Regions from separate parts of the Homo sapiens genome. Here region 1 is linked to region 2. A link is a loop called in an ENCODE intact Hi-C map of the cell type or tissue named here. Cell type or tissue: B cell. All regions are shown on one strand. Links, peaks and the distances in the headings refer to the core of each region. The heading gives the core; the rest is flanking DNA.

Region 1 (12,834 bases), core at 2,624-10,623, 270 kb after region 2:
AGAAAGCAAGAATCATTTCTCGCCAAGCACTGACTGGCACCACACAGCAGGGGTATAAAGCTGAACGGAGAAGCCATGAGAAATTTATGTTTCCCTTTTCTGTGAAATGCATAAAACTAGGACTTCAAAATAAACCAAATGTGCTTCAAATGAATTTTCAAGATTAAAATCAAAACTTTTTCTAACTTCCAAAGATCAGTATATGTTGCTCCTCACAGAATTATTAGAAACTGCTCTGAACATATTCATTTGAAGTTGTAAGGCTATAACTATGAAAACCAGCTTTATGACAAACTCAGCCTTTTGGAGAATTTTGCATCTTTCATATAATTAAGCTGTTTATATGGGAAGCAAAAGACTATTTTTTAAAGGGTAACTGACCACCATTACTTCCGTGTATAAGTTTTTTGCACTGAGAACTTTCACAATTACTCCAAATACGCTCCCTGCAAAGCATAATAAAAACAAAGCACATCATTCTGTTAAAGAGGTCTATATGTTAATACATTTGGCTTTGCAATATGCCATGCAGGATGCCTAGAGAGTTTGCAGTGAGCACCTTCATGAATTGAAGCCCAAGCTCATCATTTCTACCTCTGATTTCATAAGACCATTTTCTGTACATTTACTTTGGAAAATAACTTCCTGGTGAAACATTTACTACTGTGTTGTACAACTGTTAAGTTTCTATTTTGGGGGTATATCTTCAAAGACCCTTAAGACCTGAATTTGTGTTTTGTTTGCTCACGATATTGAGTGATTAATTTTCTCCTTGTTTTTGCCTATAGTAATATAATATGGTTCCTTTTTTTTATTATACTCTAAGTTCTAGGGTGCATGTGCACAACGTGCAGATTTGTTACATAGGTATACATGTGCCATGTTGGTTTGCTGCACCCATTAACTCGTCATTTACATTAGGTATTTCTCCTAAAGCTATCCCTCCCCCTGCCCTCCACCCCACAACAGGCCCCGGTGTGATGTTCTATGCCCTGTGTCCAGGTGTTCTCATTGCTCAATTCCCACCTATGAGTGAGAACATGTGGTCTTTGGCTTTCTGTCCTTGAGATAGTTTGCTCAGAATGATGGTTACCAGGTTCATCCATGTCCCTGCAACGGACATGAACTCATTCTTTTTATATGGCTGCATAGTATTCCGTGGTGTATATGTGCCACATTTTCTTAATCCAGTCTATCACTGATGGACATTTGGGTTGGTTCCAAGTTTTTCCTATTGTGAATAATGCTGCAATAAACATACATGTGCATGGTACTATAAAGTACCATGATTTATAATCCTTTGGGTATATATCCAGTAATGGGATGGCTGGGTCAAATAGTATTTCTAGTTCTACATCCCTGAGGAATCGCCACACTGTCTTTCACAATGGTTGAACTAGTTCACAGTCCCACCAACAGTGTAAAAGTGTTCCTATTTCTCCACATCCTCTCCAGCACCTGTTGTTTCCTGACTTTTTAACGATTGCCATTCTAACTGGTGTGAGATGGTATCTCATTGTGGTTTTGATTTGCATTTCTCTGATGGCCAGTGATGATGAGCGTTTTGTCGTGTGTCTTTTGACTACATAAATGTCTTCTTTTGAGAAGTGTCTGTTCATATCCTTTGCCCACTTTTTGATGGGGTTGTTTGTTTTTTTCTTGTAAATTTGTTTGAGTTCATTGTAGATTCTGGATATTAGCCCTTTGTCAGATGAGTAGGTTGCAAAAATTTTCTCCCATTTTGTAGGCTGCCTGTTCACTCTGATGGTAGTTTCTTTTGCTGTGCAGAAGCTCTTTAGTTTAATTAGATCCCATTTGTCAATTTTGTCTTTTGTTGCCATTGCTTTTGGTGTTTTAGACATGAAGTCCTTGCCCATGCCTATGGCCTGAATGGTTTTGCCTATGTTTTCTTCTAGGGTTTTTATGGTTTTAGGTATAACATTTAAGTCTTTAATCCATCTTGAATTGATTTTTGTATAAGGTGTAAGGAAGGGATCCAGTTTCAGCTTTCTACATATGGCTAGCCAGTTTTCCCAGCACCATTTATTAAACAGGGAATCGTTTCCCCATTTCTTGCTTTTGTCAGGTTTGTCAAAGATCAGATGGTTGTAGATGTGTGGTGTTATTTCTGAGGCCTCTGTTCTGTTCCATTGGTCTATATCTCTGTTTTGGTACCAGTACCATGCTGTTTTGGTTACTGTAGCCTTGTAGTATAGTTTGAAGTCAGGTAGTGTGGTGCCTCCAGCTTTGTTCTTTTGGTTTAGGATTGTATTGGCAATGCAGGCTCTTTTTTGGTTCCATATGAACTTTAAAGTAGTTTTTTCCAGTTCTGTGAAGAAAGTCATTGGTAGCTTGATGGGGATGACATTGAATCTATAAATTACCTTGGGCAGTATGGCCATTTTCACAAGATTGATTCTTCATATCCATGATCATGGGATGTTCTTCCATTTGTCTGTGTTCTCTTTTATTTTGCTGAGCAGTGGTTTGTAGTTCTCCTTGAAGAGGTCCTCCACATCCCTTGTAAGTTGTATTCCTAGGTATTTTATTCTCTTTGTAGCAATTGTGAATGGGAGTTCAATCATGATTTGGCTCTCTGTTTGTCTGTTATTGGTGTATAGGAATGCTTGTGATTTTTGCACATTGATTTTGTATCCTGAGACTTTGCTGAAGGAGATTTTGGGCTGAGACAATGGGGTTTTCTAGATATACAATCATGTCATCTGCAAACAGGCACAATCTGATTTCCTCTTTTCCTAATTGAATACCCTTTATTTCCTTCTCCTGCCTAATTGCCCTGGCCAGAACTTCCAACACTATGTTGACTAGGAGTGGTGAGAGAGGGCATCCTTGTCTTGTGCCACTTTTCAAAGGGAATGCCTCCAGTCTTTGCCCATTCAGTATGATACTGGCTGTGGGTCTGTCATAAATAGCTCTTATTATTTTGAGATACGTTCCATCAACACCTAGTTTATTGAGAGTTTTCAGCATGAAATAATCATGTGGTTTTTGTCGTTGGTTCTGTTTATGTGACAGATTATGTTTATTGATTTGCATATGTTGAATCAGCTCTGCATCCCAGGGATGAAGCCAACTTGATCGTGGTGGATAAGCTTTTTGATGTGCTGCTGGATTCAGTTTGCCAGTATTTTATTGAGGATTTTTGCATTGATATCCGTCAGGAATATCCATCTAAAATTCTCCTTTTTTGTTGTGTCTCTGCCAGGCTTTGGTATTAGGATGATGCTGGCCTCATTCTTTTTCTATTGGTGGGAATAGTTTCAGAAGGAATGGTACCAGCTCCTCTTTGTACCTCTGGTAGAATTTGGCTGTGAATCCATCTGGTCCTGGACTTTTTTTGGTTGGTAGGCTATTAATCATTCCCTCAATTTCAGAGCCTGTTTTTGGTCTATTCAGAGATTCAAATTCTTCCTGGTTTAGTCTTGGGAGGGTGTATGTGTCCAGGAATTTATCCATTTTCTCTAGATTTTCCAGTATATTTGTGTAGAGGTGTTTATAGTGTTCTCTGATGGTAGTTTGTATTTCTGTAGGATCGGTGGTGATATCCCCTCTATCATTTTTTATTGCATCTATTTGATTCTTCCTCTTTTCTTCTTTATTAGTCTTGCTAGCAGTCTATCAATTTTGTTGATGTTTTCAAAAAAACAGCTCCTGGATTCATTGATTCTTTTTGAACGGGGTTTTGTGTCTCTATCTTCTTCAGTTCTACTCTGATCTTAGTTATTTCTTGCCTTCTGCTAGCTTTTCAATGTGTTTCCTCTTGCTTCTCTAGTTCTTTTAATTGTGATGTTAGGGTGTCGATTTTAGATCTTTCCTGCTTTCTCTTGTGAGCATTTGGCGCTATAAATTTCCCTCTACACACTGCTTTAAATGTGTCCCAGAGATTCTCGTATGTTGTGTCTTTGTTCTCATTGGTTTCAAAGAACATGTTTATTTCTGCCTTCATTTCGTTATGTACCCAGTAGTCATTCAGGAGCAGGTTGTTCAGTTTCCATGTAGTTGAGCGGTTTTGAGTGAGTTTCTTAATCCTGAGTTCTAGTTTGATTGCACTGTAGTCTGAGAGACAGTTTGTTATAATTTCTTTCTTTTACATTTGCTGAAGAGTGCTTTACTTCCAACTATGTGGTCAATTTTGGAATAAGTGCGGTGTAGTGCTGAGAAGAATGTATATTCTGCTGATTTGGGGTGAAGAGGTCTGTAGATGTCTGTTAGGTCCACTTGGTGCCGAGCTGAGTTAAATTCCTGGATATCCTTGTTAACCTTCTGTCTCGTTGATATGTCTAATATTGACAGTGGGGTGTTAAAGTCTCCCACTATTATTATGTGGGAGTCTAAGTCTCTTTGTAGGTCTCTAAGGACTTGCCTTATGAGTCTAGGTGCTCCTGTATTGGGTGCGTATATATTTAGGATAGTTAGCTCTTCTTGTTGAATTGATCCCTTTGTCATTATATAATGGCCTTTTTTGTCTCTTTTGATCTTTGTTGGTTTAAAGTCTGTTTTATCAGAGACTAGGATTGCAACCCCTGCTTTTTTTTTGCTTTCTGTGTGCTTGGTAGATCTTCTTCCATCCCTTTATTTTGAGCCTATGTGTGTCTCTGCACGTGACATGGGTCTCCTGAATACAGCACACTGAGGAGTCTTGACTCTTTATCCAATTTGCCAGTCCGTGTCTTTTAATTGGGCATTTAGCCCATTTACATTTAAGGTTAATATTGTTATGTGTGAATTTGATCCTGTGATTATGATATTAGCTGGTTATTTTGCCCATTAGTTGAAGCAGTTTCTTCCTAGCATCGATGGTCTTTACACTTTGGCATGTTTTTGCAGTGGCTGGTACTGGTTGTTCCTTTCCATGTTTATTGCTTCCCTCAGGAGCTCTTGTAAGGCAGGCCTGGTGGTGACAAATCTCTCAGCATTTGCTTGTCTGTAAAGGATTTTCTTTCTTCTTCACTTATGAAGCTTAGTTTGGCTGGATATGAAATTCTGGGTTGAAAATTCTTTTCTTTAAGATTGTTGAATATTGGCCCCCACTCTCTTCTGGCTTGTAGAGTTTCTGCCAAGAGATCCACTGTTAGTCTGATGTTCTTTGCTTTGTGGGTAGCCTGACCTTTCTCTCTGGCTGCCCTTAACATTTTTTCCTTCATTTCAACCTTGGTGAATGTGACAACTATGTGTCTTGGGGCTGCTCTTCTCGAGGAGTATCTTTGTGGTGTTCTCCGCATTTCCTGAATTTGAATGTTGGCCTGCCTTGCTAGGTTGGGGAAATTCTCCTGTCTAATATCCTGAAGAGTGTTTTCCAACTTGGTTCCATTCTCCCCGTCACTTTCAGGTACACCAATCGAATGTAGATTTGGTCTTTTAACATAGTCCCATATTTCTTGGAGGCTTTGTTGATTTCTTTTTACTCTTTTTTCTCTAAACTTCTCCTCTCACTTTATTTCATTAATTTAATCTTCAATCACTGATACCCTTTCTTCCAGTTGATTGAATTGGTTATTGAAGCTTGTGCATGCATCACGTAGTTCTCATGCCATGGTTTTCAGCTCCATCAGGTAATTTAAGGTTTTCTCTACAGTGTTTATTCTAGTTAGCCATTCATCTAATCTGTTTTCAAGGTTTTTAGCTTCCTCCTGATGGGTTCGAACATCCTCCTTTAGCTCGGAGAAGTTTGTTATTACCGACCTTCTGAAGCCTACTTCTGTCAGCTCGTCAAAATCATTCTCCGTCCAGCTTTGTTCTGTTGCTGGTGAGGAGCTGCGATCCTTTGGAGGACAAGAGATGGTCTGGTTTTTAGAATTTTCAGCTTTTCTGCCCTGGTTTCTCCCCATCTTTCTGGTTTTATCTACCTTTGGTCTTTGATGCTTGACCTACAGATGGGGTTTTGGTGTGGATGTCCCTTTTGTTGATGTTGATGCTATTCCTTTCTGTTTGTTAGTTTTCTTTCTAAGAGTCAGGTCCTTCAGCTACAGGTCTGTTGGAGTTTGCTGGAGGTCCACTCCAGACCCTGTTTGCCTGGTTTTCACCAGCAGAGGTTGCAGAACAGCAAATATTGCAGAACAGCAAATATTGCTGCCTGATCCTTCCTCTGGAAGCTTTGTCCCAGAGGGGCACCTGTATGAGGTGTCAGTTGGCCCCTACTGGGAGGTGTTGCCCAGTTAGGCTACACGGGGGTCAGGGACCCACTTGAAGAGGCAGTCTATCCATTCTCAGAGCTCAAACACCATGCTGGGAGAACCACTGCTCTCTTCAGAGTTGTCAGACAGAGACGTTTAAGTCTGCAGAAGTTTCTGCTGCCTTTTGTTCAGCTATGCCCTGCCCCCAGAGGTGGGGTCTACAGAGGCAGCAGGCCTTGCAGAGCTGCGGTGGCGTCCGCCCAGTTCGAGCTTCCCTTGCCACTTTGTTTACCTACTCAAGCCTCAGCAATGGTGGACGCCCCTGCCCCTGCCAAGCTGCTGCCTGGCAGGTTGATCTCAGACTGCTGTGCTAGCAGTGAGCAAGGGTCCGTGGGTGTGGGACCCACCAAGCCAGGTGCAGGATATAATCTCCTGGTGTGCCGTTTGCTAAGACCATTGGAAAAGCTCAGTATTTGGGCAGGATTGTCCTGATTTTCCAGGTACAGTCTGTCACAGCTTCCCTTGGCCAGGAAAGGGAAATCCCCCAACCCCTTGCGCTTCTGGGGTGAAGGGATGCCCCACCCTGCTTCGGCTCACCCTCCATGGACTGCACCCACTGTCCAACCAGTCCCAATGAGATGAACCAGGTACCTCAGTTGGAAATGCAGAAATCTCCATCTTCTGCATCGATCACGCTGGGAGCTGCAGACCAGAGCTGTTCCTATTTGGCCATCTTGGAATGGAATCAATATGGTTCTATTATATTGGATCTTTGACCTCACTAGCAACTTCTTCAGGCTGTTAAGGTTTTTCTAAGTTTCTGCTGTCAATATTCTCATTTTACTTTCTACTTTGGCAATTTCATCCATCTTTATGGCTTTGATTTTATTCCTATGACTGTGACTCCAAATCGTATCTCAATTCCAGATCTGCTATCTGAATTTTTGCCTGATCAACAACTTCACATATCTAATCACCTGTTGGACAGCTCCACCTAGAGGTTTTGCCAGTGAATTTATCAAAGTCCCTTCCCACCCTTGCCCTCACTCAAGCTAAGCTTTCTCCTGACTTTCCTGTTTCTGTTCAGGGCACTACTATCTTTCCAAGTTTTAGGTACCAAGCCTTAAGTCCAGGTTTGACTCCTTTTCCTTTTCTTCATATGCCATCAGTTGTTCAGATTTGCCAATGAAATCTTTGTATCACTTCTCTTCCCCATTCCCAGTATCAACTCCAAGTGGTTCTCTGGATCTCTTCTAGGGAAAGTTTTCTTCATGTGTGTCTTTATCTTCTGGCTCTTCCTACCAAGACATTTTTTAAAGTTGAAATATATTTTAGTCCAAAAATAAGTCTGGGAGGATATGATAAATTACACTAAATACTGGAGTTACGTGGAAGTCCGATTAATGGTCCCCATAAATGTCTATATCCTAATCCCTAGAACCTATAAATATGTTAGCTTATATAGCAAAGGAGAATTAGTGTTGCAGTGGAATTAAGGCGATTATTCTGGAATATCTGTGTGCGTACAATGTAATCACAAGTATCCTTTAAATATGGCAGAGGTAGGCCATAGAGGAGGTCAGAATCATCCCATATCAGAAGGACTAGACCAACCATTGCTGGCTTTGCAGATGAAGTGCAGCCGCACACCAAGGAATACTGCAACCTCTAGAAACTGGAAAATGCAAGGAAATTTTCTCCTAGAGCCTCCAGAAGGAATGCAATTCTGCCAAAACCTTGATTTTAGCATAGTAAGACCCATTTGGGACTTCTGATCTCTCAAGCTATAGGATAAACCTGTATTGTTTTAAGTCACTAAGTTTGGAGAAATGTGTTACACCAGTCGTAGGAAAGTAATGTTAGTGCTAGTGTCATAAAAGGAAGGAAGATATTCTCTAAACTGGTTAATTTTAGTATAATTAGGAAACTTTAAAATGGACATATTTAAGGCAGATGTTAGAAAAATAAGAATAATTTGGGCTGGGCACGGTGGCTCACGTCTGTAATCCCAGCACGTTTGGGAGGCCGAGGCAGGTGGATCACCTGCGGTGAGGAGTTCGAGACCAGCCTGGCCAACATGGTGAAACCCTGTCTCCACTAAAAATGCAAAATTAGCTGGGCATGGTGGTACACGCCTGTAATCCCAGCTACTTGGGAAGCTGAGGCAGGAGGATCACTTGAACCGGGGAGGCAGAGGTTGCAGTGAGCTGAGATTGTGCTATCGCACTCCAGCCTGGGCAACAAGAGCAAAACTCTGTCTCAAAAAAAAAAAAAAAAAAAGAAAAGAAAAGAAAAGAAAAATAAGAATGATTTGATTCATATAATAATTTATCAAAATTAGCTGCTAATATGTTACTGCTGAAGGTAATTAAAGGATGCCACATGAAATAGACAAGAGATCCTTGATTCAGAGAATATTTCCAAATTTGTTGAGTGTCATATAGTTGGAAGGCAAATAAGCCTTTGTATCAAATTATTTATGCTTTGTTTCCCTTACTAAAACAAAACTTACTGGAATGATGTATATGCCCATCAGAGTGTGTTAAATTCAACCAACATAGCTGTATTCAGAATTTCAATATCACTAGCTGTATCAGAAAGTTCACCTGTATAACCAGCTTCCCCTGGGGAAGACTGCCTTCCTATGTAATTTGATTTCCATAGTTACATAGAATGAGAACCTGGCCTCTTGAAAACAAGGTATTGATCTGGTAAGAATCTACCTTATTCTTATTCATGAAAGCTGTTTTTAGTTGTAAGCATGTAAGGTTCTGAAAAATCACCCTATTTTAAAGGACTATTAACTAAGGTTTGGAGTGATGATTGTTACCCTAATTTGGCATCTAACTTTTTGTAGATTGCCATATATTCAAGTTGTGTCATATTCTGCAAAAATAATATTAGTCATAGAGAGGTCAAGAAGTTCTGGCCCATCAGGTACTTGGGAGGATGAGGTGAGTGGATCGTTTGATCCCAGGAGGTGGCAGCTGCAGTGAGTTGAGATTGAGCCATAGCACTCCAGCTTGGGGAACAGAGTGAGATCCTGTCTCAAAAAAAGAGGAAGAAGAAGAAGCAGGAGGAGGAGAAAGAGGAGAAAGAGGGGGAAGGAGGGGAGGAGGGGAGGAGGGGAAGGGGGAAGGAGGGGACGAGGGGAAGGAGAAGAAGGAGGAAGAGAAGGAGGAGGAGAGGAAGGAGGAGGAGGAAAGAAGCAGAAGGAGGTGGAGGAGGAGAAGGAGAAGAAGAAGGAGAAGAAGAGGAAGAAGAAGAAGAAAAAGAAGAAGAAGGAGGAGGAGGAATAAAGAAAGAAGAAAGAAGAAGAAAGAAGATGAAGATGAAGAAGGAGCAGAAAGAAGAAGTCATCCCTGGCCTTGAACAGAGGCCCTGACTTTTTATAAACTGCAAATTTCAAGTGGGCCTTATCCCCTTTTGGTTTGTTGGTCTTTCAACAAGATACCTCTAACTCTAATTTACATAAGAGTGGATAGGAGAAGCGGGGTTGGGTGGGGAGGATAGCTCTCTGAGAACTTTTATGGAGAGGTTAAAATAATTACAGAGTTTATGAGCCCATGAAGTTTACTGTTAGTCCTACAGAACTTTCAATTTCTTGCAGAGATTTCTTTCTAAACTGTAAAATTTCATTCTATGCAAATTGTTTAGTCCCTTCTTTTCTTTTCCTTTACCCTATTATCAAAACATTCCCTGGAAAGTTTCCTTTATGATCTCATATATGCATATATATATACAGCACTAGAATTTCGAATAATACTGAGTTCAATTCAACGAGGATAATGTATAAAAATAATTGCTGCATGTTTCTTTAAATCCAGAGAGAGTGCTTCTAGTAATGTTGATGTGGTACCATGTCAATATATGCAAGCATAATTCTTTGTTTAAAACTTAGCCATGAAATTCCTCCTGGCAGATGGGTTCCAGAACCCAAAGAAGTAGTGCAGTTTGGACTATGATGGGACGATAACAGAATAAGTACCCATATTAAAGAGGATTATACCATATAGAAAGAGCAGGAATTCCCAGGCACTCTGCAAATAAAGAAGCTGATATGTAAAAAGTTTGAAGTCCTGGTATGGCAATAGCTCATTTCTATCATCTCTGTATATTCCCTGTACATGGAGTTGCCTGATTTTCATTACCAGGATTTGTAATTACTAGTCAGATTCTTTTAATGTTTGGGCCCATCTACAGTTCCTAATATCAATTAATAGCATATTCTAATTCTGGTGTTATAATTGATTTAATAACTTGACATTCAAGTTTTTACCTTTTCTCATTTTGGTTTCTTGACTTGGATGCAGTCAATTGTAATCAGATAACCAAATGCAACTTCATGTTTCATGCAGCTTTTTCTAAAGATATTAGTTTGGTACTGCTTTCCAGGAAAGAAAACTCCCTACTTTGAACTCTTTTATAAAGTGAAGGTTTTCTGTGTAAAAATCACACAAAATCCAAATTAGCTTGCTGTACTATAATACCAGAGGCAGAGTGAACATGGGAGAAACGGTTCTAAATGTTCATATTCTAGCAATATGCAATAAATAACTTTTTTCTGTATATTTCCTTGAATATTTTAGTCAATCGATATTGAGAATTGTATTTTTTCTCAGTAAAATAAACCAAAGCCTCTAAAAAATATTTCCCAAAAATACAAAATCAAGGATGAACTGAAACTCAATTTTAGTACGTGCTGTATTAGGTCCTTCGGGTTTTCGATCGATGATAAACATATGTATATTATTTGTTAAATGTCTATTGATTTCAGCCTTATGTTAAGAATCATTGCTTAGTGTAAAAATAATAGGTGTTAAATTATTTTTAATTTAAATAATTTAAAATGAAATGAATACAAATGAAAATGGTAAAATGGTAAAATAAAATAAAAATGGCAAAATGAAAAATAAATATAATATTTCTTTTTAAAAATATTAATAAGAATATAATGAATGTAATAAATTCCTCTTGTAACATAGTTGACTAGCGATAAGAAGAATGTAGGAAATATTAGGAGAAGAATGTAACATTAACCACTTTCTAATACAAAGCCTTATAACATATATCTTCAGCAGCTAAATTTACTTTCCTCCAGCTCTTCATATATAGATACTTTTCATTCACACAAATCTTTGTATTATTTACAACTAATTTATGGTATTGTGATGATGGAGAATTTAGCAAGAAAATATTAACTTCCTTCTCTAAATCTCCCCTGAGATTAACGACTTGCAAATAGATTCTTTGTCAGAGATGCAGTCTCCATTTTTTAACACCAAGATAACAGCTCCTTACACAGCTATCCTCCTACTTGATCAGGGACAAAATGTCACTTTTGCTGAAAGCAAACCACTGCTTTGACAGCAATCAAATGATCAAAATTTCACTTTACAGATATAAATTGTCGATGGATTTTTGTAGAAAAAAGTTGTGAGTTATGAATGAAGGAAAACTGAAGGAATTTAGGACAAACAATTTTGTGACTCATTCAAAAATAAGGATTTAAATGTATTGCTAAATCCTGTTTGTCAGAAGTATTATTTTAATAAATCCTTCAATAATTTTTAGAATACCTTTGACATTGAACCAAATTGCCATAATCTGTGACTGCACGATGTTTCCAAATACAGTCAGACCTCTGCATCTGTGAATCCCACATGTGTAGATTCAACCAACCATGGATTGAAAATATTTTTTTAAAAAAAGAATGGTTGTGTCTGTACTGAATATGTACAGACTTTTTTCTTGTTATCATTCCTTAAACAACACAACCATTTACACGGCATTTACATTGTATTAGGTATTATAATTAATCTATAGATAATTTAAAATATCCTGGAGGATATGCATAGGTTATATGGAAATACTACACTATTTTATTTTTTAATTAAAAATATATTTAAAAAATTTTTATTAGAACAGAGGTCAATGTGCATACACCATTTCATATAATGGATGAGCATCTGTGGATTTTGGTATCCTCAGAGGTGGGGGGCTGTCCTGAACCCAATCCCCCAGGGATACTGAGACATGACCATATTGATGGATATGGTCCTTCTCCATTTTCTTTTGTTCCCTTAACCCTTGCCAGTAGTTAGGCCACCATTGCCCCAATGTTCATCACAACAGAACCAAAGAACCAAGGTAGCGACTTCCTGTTTTTGTTTGTGTGATTGTTAATATTGAGTGTCTATTTGATTGGATTGAATGATGCAAAGTACTGATCCTGGGTGTGTCATTGAAGGTGTTGACATGGAGATGAACATTTGAGTAAGTGGACTGGGAAAGGCAGACCCACCCTTAATCTGGGTGGGCACAATCTAATCAGTTGCCAGCATGGCCAGCATAAAAGCAAACAGAAGAACGTGAAAGACTAGACTGGCTTAGCCTACCAGCCTACATCTTTCTCATGTGCTGGATGCTTCCTGCTCTTGAACACTGGACTCCAAGTTCTTCAGCTTTGAGACTTGGATTGGCTTCTTTGCTCCTCAGTTTGTGGATGTCCTATTGTGGGACCTCACCTTGTAATCGTGTGAGTCAATACTCCTTAATAAACTCCCCTCTATGTATACATCTATCCTATTGGTTCTGTCCCTCTAGAGAACCCTGTCTAATACAGTTTGCTTTCTCGCTTGCTTTTTAAGTTCAAATGTTCAGGTCCAAGTATAATACAGAAAATATAGGCAGTATAACA
Region 2 (12,834 bases), core at 2,282-10,281:
TCCAGGGATGGATTTTTAGTATCCAATAGCCGAGTCATACAAAGCTAGAAAAGAATGTCCCATGAATACTTCTAGTTATAGTTTTTGAGACAGTCAAGTATTTCCTAAAGTTATTTTCAAAAATAAAGGGAAAAGCAGTGGTTCCTGATATTGATTCACCAATAACCCCTTTTATTTTTTTTTTCTCCTTGAGGACTTCAGGCTTTATAGTTTATTTAACCAATAACTTTTTTTATTTTTATAGATTTAGGGGGTACAAGTGTCATTTTGTTACATGGATATATTGCGTGTAGTGGTGAAGCCTGGGCTTTTAGGGTAGCTAACACCTGAATAGTGGACATTGTACCCATTAAGTGATTTCTTATCCCTCGCTCCCCTCTCACCCTCCCAAGTCTTCAATGTCTACTGTTCCACTCTCTATGTCCCTGGGTACATATTATTGAGCTCCCACTTATAAGTGAGAACATGTGGTATTTTACTTTCTGAGTTATTTCACTTAAGATAGTAGCCTCCAGTTCCATCCATGTTGCCACAAGACATGATTTCATTATTTTTTATGGCTCAATAAAACTCCATTGTGTGTATGTGTGTATACATTTTCTTTATCCAATCATCTGTTGATGGACACTTAGGTTGATTCCATATCTTTACTACCAATAACATTTGTTAAGTAATAAGTTATTTCCCTTGAGTTAACCAATAATCATCATGCCAGGTGGCTAGTAGTCTAGTTGAAGGCAAGAAACCTGATGTTTTGGTTAGTTTGAGCAGTCTAAATGTGGGTAAATGTTCCACAAAGCTTATATTCCAGTCTAAAACTCTTCTAGAGTTCCTCATTACTATTTATTTGTGCCTTGAACAACACTCCTCATTTTATTTTATAAAAAGCTGCTGCAGCTGGTGCAGTGGCTCACACCCGTAATCCCAGCATTTTGGGAGGCAGAGGTGGGCAGATCACCCGATGTCAGGAGTTCGAGACCAGCCTGGTCAACATGGTGAAACCCGTCTCTACTAAAAATACAACAATTAGCCAGGCATGGTGGCACACACCTGTAGTCCCAGCTACTCGGGAGGCTGAGACAGGAGAATCGCTTGAGAACCCGGGAGGTGGACATGGCAATGAGCCAAGATCATGCCACCGCACCCCAGCTTGGGGGACAGAGCGAGACTCTGTCTCAAAAAATAAAATATAATTAAATTAAATTAAATTAAAATTAAAAAGCTGCTGCAACCACCCCCCTCTCTTCACAAAATTTCTCTGGTTCTACCCTTGATATTTCTTCTCCTGGTCTGTTTTCTCCTATGAGCCCCCACATAGATGGCTCATTCCCCTTCTCTGCCTTGCCTCTTTATATTGAATATCAACCTCAGTTTTTCTTTCCTTCTCTCATCTCTACTGGTCACCTCCCTCCCCCACTTCCTTCACTGCTCACTCTGTAGGCTGAATATACTGCAGCTGGCAGGCACTTGGCAGCATCACTCTCAACCCATCTCCCTGAGCACCAGCCCTGCTTTCCTGGGAGGAGGGAGGGGAGAATGCAAGACTGAGGATTGGACACTATGTCTTTGCAGAAGCCTGTGCACCTGGATCCCTCCACATACAGAAGTACTGTTCTAAAATGCACACTTAAAAAAATAGCTCATCCACATGATTTTTAGTTGAGAAAAAAATTGTCACTTGAATATAACATATGTTGTTAGTTTATGTACCTGTCGTACTAAAAGTATATTGGCTTGATTCTTTCCAACTTAGTTGAGTTGGGGAATTGGGGGGAATGGAAAACTCTTCTTGGGTCATGACAAGGAGAACAACTTATTTTCTGCCCCTCCTGGATTCTCTTCCACGGCTTTCCAATAAAATTTCTGACTGCCACAATCACTTCCCCTATTGCTAAGAACAAGCTTTATACCATCTTTTCTCTGCATCCTCACCAATATCTGTTATGTTTTTACTTTTTAAAGATATTCTAACTGGTGTAAGATTGTATCTCATTGTCAGAATAGAAAATCCAGACACAAAGCCACATACCTGCAGTCAGGTGATCTTTGACAAAGTCAACAGAAACATACACTGGAGAAATGACATCCTATTCAATAAATGGTGCTGGGAAAATTGGATTACCATATGCAGAAGAATGAAACCCATCCCAATGTCTCACCATATACAAAAATTAACAACTCAAGATTGATTAAAGACTTAAATGTAAGACCTGAAACTATAAAAATAACAGAAAAAAACCTAGGGGGCTGGGCATTGGCCTACGCAAAGAATTCATGACTTAAAAGTAAATGCAACAGAAATAGACAAATTGGATTTAAATAAACTAAAAAGCTTCTACACATCAAAATGAATAATCAACAGAGTGAAAAGACAGCCTGCAGAATGGGAGAAAATATGTACAAACTATGCATCTGACAAAGGACTAATATTCAGGATCTACGAGGAACTCAAACAACTCGACAACAACAAATAACCCCATTATAAAGTGGGCAAAGGCCATGAATAGATATTTTTCAAAAGAAGACATACAAATCGCCAAAAAGCATGAAAAAAATGCTCAACATCACTCAGCATTAGAGAAATGCAAATTAATTTAGTTCTATTTAACTTCACAGTATATGACGAACTAGTTAATGTTTGCAATGTAAGACATTAGTAACAAGGTTTCACTAAAATACTGTAGCAGATGCTGCTACCTGCCCAATTTCCCTGCCCTTCCTTCCTTACTAACAGAGCCTCAATTTGGATTGGGGCAAGGATTTATTCATCTAAGAAAGAAAAAAGAAGTGAAATGTCCCTGGGTCACTTACAATATCATTCTGGTCAATAAATGTTAAGTAGATGGGAGGGATTCTGGGAAAATTATTATTTTCTGGATAGAAGGTGATAGACCCAATTGGCACACATATTTTGCCCTTTGTCTTTCCCCCTTCTTTCTGCCTAGAGGCAGGGTAGCTATCTTTTGACCACCAGATGACCATATTGCAAGGATGGTGTGCCCCAGGAAGCCAGGAAGAATGGTCTATGTCTCTCCAGATTTTGTGTTATGAGAAAAATATCTCGTGTATACTACTATTTTGTGGGCTTTTGTTTCATGCAGCTGAAGGCAATAATGACTAATACAAATATTGTATTTACAACTGAGAATAAGTAATTGCAAATTTGAGGACTGTTGGGTAATCACCTTAACAAGATTCTGCACATCACTTTTCATGAGGGTTCTATCCATGTTAAAGCCATTACTTGGATCCAGGACAACAGCTTTCACCTAGAAAAAAGTAGGAACGAGTCCATTAACTAGGAAAGAATCCATTAAGCAATTTTATTTCATATTATTAGCTTAATATGTTTCCATTTTTTAAACAACTACCTCTTGATTACGTTGGGGTTGGTTTTCCAACTATTCTTCTTATTACTGAACTCATCAGTACCCTTGTTAGAGGTTGAAAAAAGGAAGCAACAAACATCAAACTTGAATATGGTGCTAGAAAAGTTATATGGGGAAATAAGTTGAAAGCAATGGCTAGGTTTTCAATTGGGAAACTATGGCATATTTTATTGTATTTTTATTGTGTATTGTTAACCAAAAGCAAGAACAGAGAAACCACAGCAATGAGTAATTTTTAACAACGGCAAACAAAAATACACGTCAAAAAATTCCCACACAGGAGAACATTATTGATGTTTCCAAAACTCATCAAGGTCTTCTAAATGTCTCTATAAATCTAGAACTCACATGCTCTATAAACTTTTTAAAAATGTTTTCACAAATTTGTCCAATTATCTCGTTATGCTTCAACTGAAAAACATTTATGAAAGCCTCACAGAATTTAAAGGGGAAAATGGACACCACATCTTAAAAAACCTCTTAATAAAACAGTAATCACAAAAATATTTCTTCTTACCATAAAAGCAATCAGAGTTTCAGAAACAATCTCTCCATGGGCTGCACATTCTTGTCCTATTTCTCGTATAATACTCCTTATAACACTTTCGGCCTGAGTTGGAGGCATTCTGGCTAAATAAAACAACAATTTTTTTTAAAAAAACCGTGGTTTTATGCAAATTTATTTTTTTCCTCTTTTGATTTCTGCAATATTGTATTTGTAAACAGTCATAATATCATCTATTAGCTTATTAGCATTTTTATTAGTATCTAGGCCTCTCCTGTTTTTCATTATTTTTAAAAATGAAGGACTTTATTGAAGACAGACAACGATTGGGATTTCAAATAATTGAAACATTTGATAAATAACATTTTCAATTATTTAAATTATGGTCACTAAACATATATTCCTATCATGATATTCTTAATTAAAAAAAAAAAAAAAGGCTAAGCAGGCTGGGCGCGATGGCTCACGCCTGTAATCCCAGCACTTTGGGAGGCCAAGGCAGGCAGATCACCTGAGGTCGGGAGTTCGAGACCAGCCTGACCAACTCAGAGAAACCCCGTCTCTACTAAAAATACAAAATTAGCCGGGAGTGGTGGCACACGCCTGTAATCCCAGCTACTTGGGAGGCTGAGGCAGGAGAATCGTTTGAACCCGGGAGGCGGAGGTTGCGGTGCCATTGCACTCCAGCCTGGGCAACAAGAGCGAAACTGTGTCTCAGGAAAAAAAAAAAAAGGCTAAGCAGTATTTGTAGGGGAGGGAGGTAAAATTAATGAGAAACCCAAGAGTACAGCTTTAAAAGGAGAAATGCTTATTCCACCACATTCATTAAATGACCCTTCAGAACTGTACTAGAATCTTGGAAAACAATTCTTGCTCAGATCATTAAAATGATCTTTTCCGCACATCTAAAATAGAGTTCAGACTCTCGATAAAAAAAAGCATTTACTATAAGGAAAAAGTGGTAGGTTTTGATCGAGTTTTCTGATTTTCCTGAATATCAGTAACTAAGCACAATGGAAGTTGGCATGTAGAGTATAACAAAGGCAATATCAGGTAGATAAAGCCAACTCCTCAGCATTATTAGCTTTCCAATGGATGAGTACGAAGCACTAGGCATTTTGTCCAGTGAAACCAGATTGCCTGGATTCCATGGTGACCCGACCACTGTCCAGCTGTGAGACCTTGGGCACTTGCTTCACTTCTTTCCAGAGGTGTGAGGACTAAATTAGTCCTGTTTTTAGTGGTTACAACAGTGCGCGGCTTAAGGGAATCGCTTAAAACAGCTTATAATCAGTACTCCAAGATCACAGGCAGCGCATGCGCAAGTGCCAGTCAGTGGGAGAGTCCGTCGCGCTCCGGATCTGTGTGCGCGCTCCGGATCTGTGTGCGCGCTCCGGATCTGTGTGCGCGCTCCGGATCTGTGTGCGCGCTCCGGATCTGTGTGCGCGCTCCGGATCTGTGTGCGCGCTCCGGATCTGTGTGCGCGCTCCGGATCTGTGTGCGCATGCGCGCCGCTGCCGGGTCGCTAGGGACGCGGCTCAGCACCTTCCCTGCACCCACCCTCCAATTACTAAGTCTCCCGAGGTCCGGCTTCTGGGGTAGCCAGTGGAGCGAAACAGAAGCGGGAGGCCTCAGGCACCCGCGCAAAGGCTAGAGGGCAGCCCTGCAGCCCTGGGGTGGCGCCTCCGGCAGGAATGGACCGCTGTTCCAGCTCTGCGGCGGCGCAGCCTAAAGGATCGAGACTGAGAGCTAAGTCTCGACGAGGCAGGACGCGGTCCTCCAGCCGCCCGAGCTCCGCCAGCCGCCCCAAGCTCGCCGCCTGGCGGGGTACGCCTCCGGGTCAAGGGCGCGGAGCCCCGAGTAGGCTGACCTGGATCGGAATCGACAGCAGGAGCCGTGTCTGTCTGCTTCTGTCCTGGGGCCCTCACCGCGACGGTCGGAGCAGTTGGGCGCTCGCAGCCACCGCCGCGTAACCATGGAGATGGAAGGCTCCGGACCAGAGGGGGCGGGGCCAGGTGGGGGTGGGGCGGGGTCCCACTTTGAGGGTCTTTCCCCCAAAAGATGGGCTGGAAAAACTTTAAAAACAAAGGAATTTCAGGCAGAGACATCTTAACCTCCGTGGTTAAGACTGTGAAACACAAGTTCTCGTAAATAAGGATATTAACTTGCTAGCGTGGGAATGATGAGGCGGCTTTGAAAGCGGGGTGGGGGAGAGGGAGGAGCCAGTTGGAGAGGCTGGGAAAACGGAAGGGCTGTATCCTGGGCAAATAGAGTTCTTGTAAAAGTATCTAGTTTTAAAAAACAAAAGTAAAAAGTATCGAGGTTTTATTTCATGTCCCGTTGTTCAAAGGAAGTCTGTAACAGAACGCTCCAAGATGCCCGAAGAGAAAACTGCTCATTCAAGAAGCACATGATAAGAACACATTAGTGTCCGAGTCAAAATAATGAGGTTTTATCCCTTAACGATAATATCGTTAGGCCCACCTTCAGACGTGAAAGTGTGAAAAAGGATTAAATACTCATTAGAAGGAGAGCATCAAACAACAAGGTTTTATTTTTAAACAGTAATTTTTCTCAAACTGCAAACAAATATGCAGAATATGCTTTGCTTAAGGACATTCCCTGATTACTAGGAAATGAATCAACACAAAAACTCAAGAATATACATCATAATATAACACAATTTTATTTCCGCCTTCTAGAAAATGTTCCCGGAATGTGGAAGAAGCTTGTGTAAAAATAGATGTTCAGAGTAACAAGATTTATAATAGCACAGCCTTAGAAATCTAAACACGTTATTTAAGTAAAATATCAGGCAGGTATTTAAAATTATGTTAACAAAAACCTTGTGTTTGTCTTATATTTGTTAAAAGCCAAATGCGAAATTTTTATATAATATGACTTAAACTATATTGACATACATATAATGCACAAAAAGTGTAGGTCAGTTTTTCAAAATCACAGCAAGCAATTAGATCTAAGGATGGAATTATAGGTAAATTACTTTTATTTCTTTATACTTTTCTGTTTTTTCTAGATTTTTCCATAATGAGTATATATTGTCTTATGATCTATAAAACAAAATTTAAAAATACAAGGGAGATGAGACTGGCTATTTGTAGAGAATGAACCCAATTTAGATATACAAATATACTGTAAGTATACAAGGTAAAGCAACCAAAGGACGGTGAGATAGCAAAATTTTAACAGTGGTTGTAACTTTGTAATGGCTTATGGCTGATTTGTCTTCTTTATACTTTAAGATAGCTACCAAAATGTCTTCCATGAGCATATATTATATATTAGAATATTAAATATCTTTTAAGATGGTAAGAATAATACCATCATATTAAGTATAGTTTTAAACTAATGGGCAAATCCTGGCACAAATACTCCCTGAAGTATGTTTGATACTGTTAATTCCTACTTAATGTCAATGTTTTCTTCTCTTTCTGTTACTAATTTAACCCTGTGTTGGGAATGACAGTGTTCTCTTTTAAAAAAAAAAATCTCTCAACCTCTTTCTCAGTGAGAGTGGCCTGTGACATGGTCTAGCCAATGAGATGTAAGTGTAATCACTGGATGAGGTGTCAGGGAAAGCACTTCCATTTTATGTCTATTGCCTTTCCTTTTCTTTCTACTTGAAATGAGAATATGCTGGCTGAAGCTCCAGCAGCCTTGCTGTGAACATAAACATGAGGGTCACATCTTAAGGATGGTGGAACAAAAATGAAAAAGGAACCTGAGTTCCTGGTAACGTCATGGAACAGCCCTATCAGCTTCTTGACTGGCTATCTCCAGACTTTGCATGAGAGAAGATAAACTCCTATTTTATTAAGCTACTATTATTTGGGTTTTTTGCTACATTCAGCCAAACTGAATCCCTGACTGCTACAATGGGTATGACTTTGGAAGTATTATTTAGCGTTTTGTGCTACATTGAATTATTCTCCCTAATCCTTCATGCCTCTTAGCATCCACACCTTTGCCATGGACTTTGGTGGAGTATACTTCCCCAATCCTTGATTTTGAATTTAGCCATGTGACTTGCTTTGGCCAATAGGTTGTGGTGAAGCAACGGTGTGCCAAATCAGATCCAAGATCTTAAAGAGACCCCATATTTCTGCTTTCTCTCTTGTGCCTGTATCATTGCCATGAGAAGTACATACAAAGCAAGCTCTTTGGTCCCAGAATCACATGCATATGGCACAGAATTGCCTGAACCGATCTTTTAGTAAGATGCAGAGATGCCCAACTAGGGCCCAGCCTAGATCAGCCAAACTCCAGTCAACCTGTAGATGTGTGATAATGAATGAGTATTGTTTTAAACCGCTGAGTTTTTGAGTGGCTTATTATACAGTATAAGTGTGGAAAGAGTTCATTTATAAACCTTTCAGTGATTTAAATTTCTCATTTATAAAACAAAACAATGGTATCTATCTCGTGGAGTTGTGAGAGTAAAATGAGATAGCCGTCATGAAGCACTTAGCACAGCATCTGACATAGATAAAAGGATTCATAAATTTTAGAAACTAGTATTTTATGACCTTTATCATGGTTATTATTGACAACATCAACTATGACAATATATTTTATACTCCCATGGTTTATTGGACTTCTAGTCTTTGTAGAACTATTTGTTCCTAGTTTTAACACGGCAGCAATGGCATTTAATTAAAAAACACGGAGGAACCAGAGTGCATCCAGAGAATAAGAAAAATTTTGTCAGAATAAGATAGAGAGAACTGGATATATTTACCTTGAGAAAAAGAAGGCATGAGAACTCTTCTCAGTTTTGTTAAAAGAGAAACCAAGTTTTATGTTGTTTCAAAACACCAGATTACAAATCTACATAAAACAGTCTTAAAATAGAATTGTGATGGAAGTCATCCTAGAAGAAGTGAAACCCATTTTATCAAATGTTTTTTATCTAAAAGCTAAAAGATTGCCTTTAAGAATATTGTAGAATTAATTTCTTCTGATTAAGTATCTTTAATATGTCACAAACTGTTCAACATTTAAAGAGAGAATTATATATTTTTCCTTTTCCTCAGGCTTTAAGAAGTTTTAAGCTCAAATGAGTTGAGCTTCTTAGCATGTTTAATAATTTTTTATTGAGCCGGGCACGGTGGCTCACGCCTGTAATCCCAGCACTTCGGGAGGCCAAGGTGGGTGGATCGCCTGAGGTCAGGAGTTTGAGACCAACCTGGCCAACATAGTTAAACGCCGTCTCCACTAAAAATACAAAAAATTAGCTGGGCACGGTGGCGGGCGCCTGTAATCCCAGCTGCTCGGGAGGCTGAGGCAGGAGAATTGCTTGAAGCTGGGAGGCGGAGGTTACAGTGAGCCGAGAGATCGCTCCATTGCACTCCAGCTTGGGCAACAAGAGCGAAACTCCGTCTCAAAAACAAACAACAACAACAAAAAATAATAATAATTTTTTATTGAATACTGGACGTTGTGAATTGCATCCTTGTTCAGTGTCTGAATTGTCCCCCTTTAGGAAGGGTTGTGCTGTTTTTTTCAGCCAGTTATTTGTGGATGAGTTTGATTCATTTGTGGACTGTTTTTAAGCTTTATTAGGGTAGGTCTAGAGTAGTCTTCATTCCAGAAATAATTTGACCTTACTACTAATTAATAACTGCTCAGAGGTCTTCAATGAATTCCTTGGTTTTCACTGAGGACTCTTCACTCTGGCTGGTCAGAGCTCAAATGTCTTCTCATCCTCTGTGAGCTCTAAGAATTATTTAGCTTATACTCCCTGGTCATTCTGTGCTCGACTGTGTGGATTGTCAATCCATACATGAACAGCCAAGTACTTAGCAAAGTCTCAGATTTATGAATTCTATTTATTTATTTGTATAGCTTCATCCCTTCCAAAACTTTGCCCTTCAATTTCCACATCTGTGAACTCTGATCTCTGTCTCCTCAACTCAATAAAGTCCCTAGGCAGTGGGTTTACCTTTCTATGCCCAGGATCTGGAAACTGCCTCCAGGCAGAAATTTGGGGGCAATAATAGCAAACAGTTGTTTTATATATTTTGCCCAGTTTTCTAGTTGTTTGTGGTAGGAAGTTAAGTCCAGTCCTTGTTATTCCATCATGGTCAGAAGTGGAACCTTGGGTAACCTTGGAGAGAGGCTAATAGGAAATAACCATCTGGGAGGGTAGAAGAGTGGGTGGGCTTACTAGAAACTTTCAGTAACTTTCAGTAATTACTGAGAAGTAATGAATGTGCATCTGAGTGTCAGGATCATGAATTTAAAGTGAAAGCATTTTGCCATGTTAAGTGATTTTCTTTGGAAATTATTCAGCAGCTCAGGAGCAAGCATGATCTTGAAGAATGGTTGGCTTGACCAGGAACTAGCGTATTGCCAGACTAGCATTATCATGCTAGACCATGCATTTAAACCAATGTAGAGCAACAAAAGCAATTTACTAGTTTTTTTGTTTGTTTGTTTGTTGTGAGACAGAGTCTCACTCTGTCACCCAGGCTAGCATGCAGTGGCACAATCTCAGCTCACTGCAACCTCCACCTCCTAGGTTCAAGTGATTCTCTTGCCTCAGCCTCCTGAGTAGCTGGGACTAAAGGCATGTGCCACCATGCCCAGCTAATTTTTGTATTTTTTGTAGAGACAGGGTTTCACCATGTTGGCCAGGCTGGTCTTGAACTCCTAACCTCAAGTGATCTGCCCGCCTTGGCCTCCCAAAGTGCTGGGATTACAGGCATGAGCCACCGGCCCAGCCAGCAGTTCTTTAGATATTGTGAAGATCTAAGCTAAATTTTTCAGTTGCTAACAAAGATAGATAATTAACATTTGAAAGAGTACTTTGGAGCTTACAAAGCTATTTCACAGATAGATAACTCATCTGTTCCTTAAAACAGCCTCATGAGAGTGAACATTATTATTTCACTTTACAGATATAGAAATCAATATTCAGAGAGCAAGAGACTAGTCTAAGACTGCAAAGCTACTAAGTTACGGAGCCATCTTAAGTCTTATTGCTCTTATAAGTACTTAAAATGAGGGGAATTCTTTTAAGCTTCTGAAAATTCTAGACTCTTTTTCCCAAAAAATTCATAGAGCCCCTAATTTTATATATAATTTCAGATAATATACAGATTCCCTGAAGTTCATGCAAGTGGCAGTGTACTCTTGGTTTAAAATTTCTAATTTTTTCAGCACTGTAAGACAGGGTGGGAAAAAAAAATTTCTAGTTTTTAACTTGCATCTAGATAGTAGTTACATGGCTATTCACTTTATAATTTTTTAACTGTATAGATATATACATATATACACATATACATACATATATGTACATATATACACATACACGTATGTATATGTACATATATACACATATACACATACACGTATGTATATGTACATATATACACATATACACATACGTATATATACATATGTATTTATACACATATGTATATATGTATATATAAATATATATGTTACACTGACTTTTCTGTATATGTTTTATAATAAAAAATAAAGGCTCAATAATATAGAACTTCTCTACTTTTAGTTGTGCTTTGTGGATGTTAAGCATTAAAACAGAGCTGTATTCCTAAAAAATCCTCAAAAGTTAAAAAAATATATATTGTGTTATTCACTTTGTTTTCATTGTCTTTCTCCATTATTATCCATGTGCTTCACAACAGCTCTCCTTTTTTAAAAAAAACACAACCTGTATATTACATGTAGGGCATCGATTTTGAAACTGTGAAAGTCAGAGTCCTGGAATTAGCTGACAATCTCCTTTTCCAGTTTATCTTTCCTTCTCCACAAAAAGGCTTGATAACGGAGAGGGAAGTTGAGATTTCAGGTCAATAATGAGAAAGAAATTATGGAACAAGTAAGACAATGCAAGTCACCCTTATTTCCGTTTCTCTTAGGATAAGCATGAGCTATTTTCTTGTACTTTCCCATATCCTTTTAGTCAGGAGGATCACAAGATTATTCCTTAACCATCTTCTTCATGGAGATTCTTTTTCAAATGTTATTTACATGGGCACAGATACAAAAAGGCAGAAAAAAAAGCAGATAGTTTCGTTTCCTGATACAAACATAGCATAGCTTCTTGAGTTCAAGGGTCCTGTCTAACCCTTAAAAATCTACTTTTCTTTGTAATTATCAAGAATATTTTGGCCGGGAGCTGTGGCTCACGCCTGTAATCCCAGCACTTCGGGAGGCTGAGGCGGGTGGATCACGAGGTCAGGAGATCGAGACCATCCTGGCTAACATGGTGAAACCCCGTCTCTACTAAAAATACAAAAAATTAGCTGGGCGTGGTGGCAGGCACCTGTAGTCCCAGCTACTCGGGAGGCTGAGGCAGGAGAACGGCGTGAACCCGGGAGGCGGAGCTTGCAGTGAGCCGAGATCGCGCCACTGCAGTCCAGCCTGGGCGAAAGAGCCAGACTCTGTCTCAAAAAAAAAAACAAAAAAAGAATCCTTTTCTTTTTTTCTTCTCTTTTTTAAGAGACAGATTCTTTCTCTGTTGCCCAGGCTGGAGTGCAGTGGTGTGATCATAGCTCACTGCAGCCTTGAACTCCTGGGCTCAAGGGATCCCCCTGCCTCAGCCTCCTGAGTAGCTGGGACTACATGTATGCACCACCACACCTGGTGAATTTTTAAATTTTTTTGTAGAGACAAAGTCTTGCTACATTGCTCAGGCCGATCTCCAACTCCTCGGCTCAAATGATCCTCCCACCTTGACCTCTCAAAGTGCTGGGGATTATAGGCATGAGCCACAGCACCTGGCCAAGAATCTTTAAAGGTAAGATGAATGACGAAAGAAAGCCTTAATTCTTCATTTTCCATCTCTTTCTCCATCGCATGAATCAGTCAGTGGAGAAATAAGGGACCTTAGCATCAGATTTTCACCACTTAAATCAGGGAGGGTAATTGAGGCATTTAAGGAAGATA

Evidence for each region. Hi-C counts contacts between places; a loop is a spot of excess contacts. Peaks named below come from ENCODE experiments on the same cell type or tissue, not always from the same donor. Only the 100,000 strongest peaks of a DNase experiment are listed, where the experiment ranks them.
Region 1: it touches region 2 in a loop (5-fold over the local background); 28 of 110 quality-filtered maps call a loop at or near these places.

What each region holds. Positions count from the first base shown.
Region 1 is chr6:87,133,730-87,146,563 of GRCh38, reverse strand. No RefSeq gene overlaps it. Among named protein-coding and RNA genes, the nearest start is that of ZNF292, 15 kb to the left of the region's middle. In B cell, for the core only: CTCF peaks have their summits at 6,922 and 7,130 (motif pointing left); a DNase peak (open chromatin) is centred at 7,123.
Region 2 is chr6:87,401,020-87,413,853 of GRCh38, reverse strand. It overlaps CFAP206 (cilia and flagella associated protein 206), which reads right to left and starts at 5,882. Exons shown (of 13, transcript NM_001031743.3): 1 at 5,765-5,882; 2 at 3,907-4,019; 3 at 3,186-3,269; 4 at 1-44. The coding sequence starts at 4,014. In B cell, for the core only: no CTCF peak of the experiment used is centred there; a DNase peak (open chromatin) is centred at 5,533; H3K4me3 peaks cover 1,847 bases; H3K27ac peaks cover 1,614 bases; H3K27me3 peaks cover 723 bases.